3 separate regions of the Mus musculus genome follow, and all the other regions are linked to region 3. A link is a loop called in an ENCODE intact Hi-C map of the cell type or tissue named here. Cell type or tissue: left cerebral cortex. All regions are shown on one strand. Region 1 overlaps Csrnp3 (cysteine-serine-rich nuclear protein 3). Region 2 overlaps Csrnp3 (cysteine-serine-rich nuclear protein 3). Region 3 holds the start of Csrnp3 (cysteine-serine-rich nuclear protein 3).

What was found. Hi-C counts contacts between places; a loop is a spot of excess contacts. Peaks named below come from ENCODE experiments on the same cell type or tissue, not always from the same donor. Only the 100,000 strongest peaks of a DNase experiment are listed, where the experiment ranks them.
Region 1: it touches region 3 in a loop (2.2-fold over the local background); 2 of 42 quality-filtered maps call a loop at or near these places.
Region 2: it touches region 3 in a loop (6-fold over the local background); 6 of 42 quality-filtered maps call a loop at or near these places.

Annotation. Positions count from the first base shown.
Region 1 is chr2:65,898,448-65,900,947 of GRCm38, reverse strand. All of the region lies in intron 3 of Csrnp3 (cysteine-serine-rich nuclear protein 3), which reads right to left. Among named protein-coding and RNA genes, the nearest start is that of Gm52514, 29 kb to the left of the region's middle. In left cerebral cortex, a CTCF peak has its summit at 1,284; no DNase peak of the experiment used is centred here.
Region 2 is chr2:65,929,160-65,931,659 of GRCm38, reverse strand. All of the region lies in intron 3 of Csrnp3 (cysteine-serine-rich nuclear protein 3), which reads right to left. Among named protein-coding and RNA genes, the nearest start is that of Gm52514, 1.9 kb to the right of the region's middle. In left cerebral cortex, no CTCF peak of the experiment used is centred here; DNase peaks (open chromatin) are centred at 254, 1,501 and 2,196; H3K4me3 peaks cover 1,746 bases; H3K27ac peaks cover 2,500 bases.
Region 3 is chr2:65,844,261-65,846,760 of GRCm38, reverse strand. Csrnp3 (cysteine-serine-rich nuclear protein 3) reads right to left here and starts at 994. Exons shown (of 7, transcript NM_153409.5): 1 at 877-994. In left cerebral cortex, no CTCF peak of the experiment used is centred here; DNase peaks (open chromatin) are centred at 224, 484 and 997; H3K4me3 peaks cover 1,455 bases; H3K27ac peaks cover 1,876 bases.

The DNA of each region.
Region 1 (2,500 bases), 54 kb before region 3:
GAACATGGGGACTTCCTTCTGTCTGACCTCTCTTTCAAGAACACCGATGATTCCCCTAGACAATTCCTCTACTGGCAAATTCTCCAACCTCTTTGTGAACTATAGCTGGACCACCATCACCAATATTTTGTACTTTGGTTCCCAATTACCCAGTTCCAGTTTTTTTCTTATATTTTTATATAAGAAAATTTATATTCTATATATTTGCTAGACACAGAATATTTATATTTTATATAATACACTTTTACAAAATATATGTGTGCATATATAATATATATCTATTAATTACTAATTATCTTCATTCACTAGAAAGTTAAGCCACTCAGAAGGCAGATTTTTCAATTCTTTCATTTATTAATATGTTCAAAGTCCTAGAACACTGTCTTGCATATAGCAGGAGTTCAGCAAATATATATTGGTTGAGTGACTTAAAAACACCAAATTTATTAGAGATGCAAAGTAAGTTCAGCCCTGGTGTTTTGGTGTATTTCACCTTCATCAAGAGACTGTTAGCACAATCCCGATTAGGGAGAAAATAATTCAATCATATATATATCATATATATTCAATCATATATATATCCCGGTATAACCTCTTAAACTACAGCTGAATGATTCTAGTTATATAGCAATAATCACATGTCCAGTTTCACATTCTGGTTAAACTTCAATTAAATGCTGACAAAAATCTTAGGTAAACCAGTAGACTAAGCCTTATGCCTACCTTTATTAAATAAATGTACTTTAATTTGTATACCCTTTAAATAAGCATTATATTCTACTGATTTAAGTGTGAAACAATTCGATAGAAATTCCATTGATTAAAAGGAAAATAACAAATGTGATTACAGAAGCCCTATCAGGCAAGTGCAGCTTGCAGTCCAAGATGTAGGGCTCACATCCGTTAAGTGTTTACGGAAGATAGATGCTACAACCTGGTCTGGCAAACAAGAGGAAAATCCCAAAGCTTCAAATTAAATGTGAGTCAATTGATGGTTCAGCCGTCCAGGAAACCAGATAACTGTCACCCTCAGCCCACTCAGAAAATGACAGAGACACGTGACATTCCTCAACAGTTCATGAGAGACAATTGGTTGTCTGATTTGTTTCAAGGGGTCAGGAGCTCTGGCTAGGTAACCCCAGATTCTTAGTAAATTCAAAACAAAAATATAGTCCCAGCTTATTGTTTGTTATTTAATACAGACTTACTGTCAGAAGTCTTGGAGACTGGCTATCTCTGTACAGTTGTGTTTATTCCAACAGATAATCTTGTGACTCTGCTGCCGCCTACTGATGAGGTAGTTTCTTTCCTTACAGTGAGAACAATCACACATGCATTAAAAGGCTATTGTATTTTAAAATGTTTGCTTCATTCATTCATTCATTCATTCATTCGCATAGTGTGCATATGTGTGCATGGTTTTGGGTGTGCATTTGCCAGAGCACATGTGTGGAGATAGAGGATAACTTGTAGGGTTGCTTCTCTCCTTCTATCCTCTGGGTCCCAGGGTGAGGACATGGCGTGACAGACTCAGTAGCAAGTACCTTTGCACACGGAGTCCTCTCACCAGCCCTGGATTACATTACAAGTATCACTACATATACTTGGAAAATACAAATAACCTTCCTCTTTAACATTGCTCATATTAGATATATCAATGTAGTGGAATACTATGCAGCCATTACAAGCATGAGGTCATTGAGTATTTTGCTGATATAAGGAGAATTTTTACAATATATGGCAAATAAAAAACCACCTAATATTACATTTATTGTTACACTGTGATTTCATGAAGCCTTTGTTGTAGTATTATGTTTAAATACACACACACACACACACACACACACACACACACACACAGAGAGAGAGAGAGAGAGAGAGAGAGAGAGAGAGAGAGAGAGAGAGAGAGAGAGAGAAATCCTTCACTAATCCTGACAGAATGCACAAAAATTGATAAGTTTTACAAGACTCCAGAGTACTAGAATATTATGTTTTACCAATCTGTGGGCAGACATTTGTTTTTTCCTTTTTGTTTTATGGAAAGCTTCATCTCATGCTCAAAGGCCTAGTTCTAAGAACTCTCTCTTCGGCCAAGTCAGGCAGGTATACAGACAAGTTCCATCAGGGATATGCGGCATTAGGTGTATAATTGTCTCTAGCAAGAGATGGACACTAGAATAAAGCATCAAGAGCTTGGGAGGAGAACAGAAGATCTGAAAACCAGTCTTTGAAAATTCTCAGGACTGCTCGTCTTACTTTCTTGTGGCTGGGATCAAATACCCTCACAAAAGCAGCTGACAGAAAACCATCACAGTTACAGACAAGAACATCCACCACAGTGGGTAAGATGGACAGCAGGTAGCATGGCATGGGGGCAGGGGTGGGGGAGGCTACCTGGTTACTTTGCATCTGTACCCAGGAAGCAGACAATGAATATGAAGTGTGGCCAAGCTATAAAGCCTTAAAGCTTGACCCTATGACCCACTTCTTCCAGTGAAGT
Region 2 (2,500 bases), 85 kb before region 3:
AAAATTGTCATTAACTTCTCTTGTTTTGGAGACATAGCTCTTTTTTTTTTTTTAAAGTGGAATATGTATCGTATGCGTAATCAGACATATGGGATGTTTTTGTTGTGGTGGTTTAAACAACAACTTACAGACATCCATTTACATTAGGCACTCTACACATTAGATGCAGTCATTTCAGTAGTCTTGAAAAATGTTAAATGTGCCCAAGTGCCTTAGAGATCATCATCTAAAATGGTACCCAAAAATTAATTGTAAAGATTTTACGTCCCAGGATGCCTTTAAAGGGTAGAGCAGTGAAAACGTAGAGCAAAGTTAGACTGCGTATTTAAATTCGAAGAGTCACCTCATAGAAATGCCTGTCTTTCTTTCCCAATGAATTTGAGCGGTGAGCTATTTATTATTTGTTATCTTGGCTTTGATTTCCTATCTCAGCAATCTATTTGCAATACAAACTTCTGTATTACTCATAAACTCAAGAGCTACTTATTTGCAGGTAAATATTACGTATGTATATATTTTATAAATATCCACAAAGACATATTTTCCTTTTCTGAAATATTGAACCAGTAGGAATTCTGATCATCATAGGGTTGACCCAGTCATTTTCTTAAAATTAAGCTAATTTCTTTTTCTTCATATGTTAATAACTAACATCTATAATATAAAAGGTTTTATAAATGTTTTCCATTTCTGGGAAGAATCATAATATGGAAAATAGAAGGCAAATAATTACTAGCATCTTAATAAAGTACAAAATACCTTTAAGTAACATTATTGACATTTTTCATTTAAATTTTTTTATTGAAAAATATTAGACATTTTACCTAAATACCCTTACAGGATAGTGAAAAATATCGGTAAAGTCTGAATCAAGTATCTTCTATAAGAAATACAAACTAAGGTAATATAGAATTTTTTCATACAAAAAAGTGAAGCTTTTTTTATACCTGCAATTTATTAGTCACTTGGCTTTATGTATTTCCGCATACACCAAATATTAGCTATTACTAAATTAAAATTTTCCGACCTATACATTTTTAAATAGATAAACAACTTTTCAGTTTAAAATAATAATATCAGCATTTCTGTTTATTTGACTCCATCAAAAATTGAATCTTGCTGGGTCACTTCAAGTGCACCTTTCCTATTTCCATTTGAAATACCTTTCAAAGTTTTTGTTTAAGGCAAAAACACCCATCAGCCCAACCTAATTTAAATGCAATCAAATACCAGGAAGTGTTGGGGGGGATTTATAAAAAAATCACCGACCTGTTCAAACAGCTGTAGTCGAGTCCTGGCAGTCTTTATTCATTAGAATCCAAAATAAATTGATTATCATTTTACAGTATGTGTCAGCATCACGGAAGGCATCGTTCTTCCTGGTTCAGTGGAATCTTCTTACATTTCCCGGCCCCGTGTTTTATTGCTGGTACCATATGCTTTATTGTTCCGAGACAAGAGCTTCCCTCGCACAAAGACTCATTACCTACTGCTTGCTGCACGGCATCAGCCTCAGCCAGGCTGCCTATATGTGATCACATGGAGCTCTGTCTGAGCAAGCCAGCCTTGCTTCTGACTTCACTGTGTCTATGGATATTTTTATCAGCTGACTCTACGAGAAGGAAGAAAACAGCAGATAAGGGACTTGCCCTAAGACATTAATGAAGCGCGATTAGGGAAATCCCCATACTAGATTTTATTATTGAAAATGATTCGACAGCCATTTAAAAGGGGAGAACTAGATTTTATTTTAAATAAGAGTTTATATATATATATATAAAAAACCACTACCACCAACAACAAAAAACTTGCTCAAGCCATTTCCTACCTTGTGTTTCTGAAAGTACTATTTATAAATACCATCCAATCTAATGAACCAATTGACCACACATTTTTAACCTTTCAATTGCAACTATTTCTTTTCTTGGTTCCCCCAACCCCCACTAAAAGGCCAGAGGCTGATTCCCTCAAAATTTCTTCCAGTAAAATTCCCATCACTAAAAGATACAACATGTGAATACAAATAGAGACCAATTGTTTTTGATTCGGAGGATGAGAGGCTTAGACTCTCTTTACTGAAGTACATAAATGAGGTAGGTGATTAATTTATCTCCTCAAAAGGCAACACATTCCTAGAACAGCTGACTACAATGAACAACAAAGATCCCAAGTTAAAGAACAGATGGCTCTTACTAATTCTTAAAACCGCAGTAACTTATTTTAGACAGCTTACCTCAGTGGGGCATATGGTTTACCTCATCTGATTTTAATGCTAACAAGTCCTTCCAGAGATGATTTCTCGACATTTATGGGAACCTTTGGCAGCTTTGATACTGTTTCAATACACATATACTATGTATGTCTGAGTACATCCACACCAGCTTTCCATAACTAAAGTCTCAAAACTTGAAAATCAATTACAGATCTTCAGACAAACAAACAGACAGACAGACAGACATACAAAACCTACATGGCTGATGGAATTTGATTTAAAATTCCA
Region 3 (2,500 bases):
GTAAAGTCAAAACTTTAGGCGTACTAACACATAACTGCTGTGAGGCTTTTGCCAGCAGTGTGTAGTGGAATTTCTTAACTTGACGTATCTGATGCATAAATGAAACGTGTCGGTCAGACCCTACTTTTCACAGCAAAGTCTCGTCTTTCTCAATTAGGCTTCCGTGCTTTTAAAGGAAAACCGTCCCGTGCATGTTGACAGCTACCGATAGATCTTTACTTCATCACCACATGGAAGCTTCACATTTGCTGACAAATGCTGCAGCTACTCGGCACCAGATGCACAGAACGAAGAGGGTTTGCATGCACATAGATCGTTCATTCAAAGTCTAGGCTAAAAGAAACTATAAACAAACAAACAAAAAAATCATAAGCTCCTTGCTGGGTCCTAAATATAAAGACCCCCATACTGAATCCAGTATGTTCTGAGAAGGCTCCATTTTCTCAGGACCTGTGGAATCTATCAAGCTTTGCTCATGCCTCCTTTGGTTTCCATGAACACAGCCTGATAAAAACACACAAAGACACAGGATTTTATCCGTCCGTTGTGCGTTTGCTTAGATGGCTAATCCGGAAAAGACAAGTTCCTCAGGGTTTTGTGCCTTTTGTATTTAAATCGGAAAAGGGTTTTTGCAAACCCAAGAGCTGCTCATCTAGGCTTCCCGTAGTCACTCGAGGGACAGGTTTTTCGGGAAGCGCCTTTAGGATTCCCACATTCCCTAAGATGCTTCTACTAGAACCGAGCATTTCCCTTTAAAAAAAAAAAAGAAAGAAAGAAAGAAGGAAGGAAGGGAAAAAGAAAGAAAGGAAGGAAGAAAGAAGAAAAGAGAGAAAGAAAAGAAAAATAAATTTCTTTTCGTCTTTTTTTTTCTCTTACCTGTAAATATGGTCTCTGTACTTGGGCTCCAGCAGAACACACTGAGAAGAGCTCACTCCGCCCTTCATCCATCAGGCCGCAGCCAACCAATAACAAAAGCCAGATCCTGGCGTCCTCCAGCTCTTGCCGCCTGCCTGCTCTCAGTCCTTGCTCCCTCCCACCTCGAGCTTTTAGAGGACAAATCCCTGCAGCAGAGGGAGGAAGGCAGTGGGGAAAAAAAATGAAAAATGGAGAGACAGAACAGAGAAGAAAAATATTTCAAACAACAGCCAGCTGGAGTCAAAAGTCTTGTTTTGGATGTAGGAAATCAGGGTTAATCTATGCCTTGCCCACCATAAGTCAAAGCAAGCACCGAGGAAAGCCTAGGTAAATCGCCTGTTTCCCCTCACCCTACTGATTTTTTCCCTTTAGTAGAAAAAACATATACACGTCCTCATTGCACGTTTTGAGTTATAGGCAGAGAAAGAGACTGACCATCAATATTGCCTTTTCAAAGGATCCAAGGGAAATGAATCAAGCATGACATCTCTTACTGGTGACATGACAACCTCTGCTTGGCAGTGTTTCTATTCATAGTTCTGGGGCCAGATCAGCAGAATACACATTTTTCAAACAGAGTAGAAGAATATTCAAATAATTTGGAGTTGTGTGGTTTGTACAACTTCCGATTCCTTAGATAGCGGCATTAATTTGTGAATACTGGAGCTTGTTAAAGATTAAAGAGGCATCGGCCACTTGGTTGCAAAGCCCCAAAATGGCTAATTGGACTCTAATTTTGCTCTAATAACCCTGGGCAAAATCATTTCACTTCTGAACTGAAAGGCATAGCATGAATCAAAGAACAATTGAGGAAAACATCAGATTAGATTTATTTAAGGCAGCAAAGCAAATTCATATGCAGCTTTGGGGAGGGGGGGAGGAATTGCTTTAAGAGAGGTCTCACTAAGCTGCTGTGGCTAGCCTGGAACTCACTAAGTGAACTACCTAGGCTGGCCTCAAACATAAAAGAGACCTGCCTGCCTCTGCCTCCTAAGTGCTGGGATTAAAGGCCAGTGATATCACAAGTAGCCAAGAAAGCTAATTAAACGAATGAACAACAACAGACCCTAATAAAGCAAACCAGTATTCTTTGTATTTAAAAACGCTACTAATTGAATCAGGGAGAGAATTCAGTGGGCAAAGGCTCTTGCTCCCAAACCTGACAACCTGAGTTTAATCCCCGGGCTCCATGTATTAGAAAGAGACAATGACTTCTTGAAAACTGAACTCAGATATCTACACCAGTGCCATGGCATGGGAACACACATACACACACACACACACACACACACACACACACACTTAATATAAAATGTAAAACTCGCTGCTGATTGCAGTCATTTGATGAGATATTCTAAGAAAGCTTCCTTGAGAAGACATGAATTGATGGTTGTTTTCTTTTTATTTGTGGTGTGTGTGTGTGTGTGTGTGTGTGTGTGTGTGTGTGTGTGTAGGCTCTAGGAGGAATCTAGAGTTGGACGTATACGTTGTGAGCTGCCTGAGGTGGTTGATGGGAAATGAACTCTAACCCTGTAGAGGAGCTACAATCTCTTGAGCACTGAGCTACATTCCCAACGACTTTTCC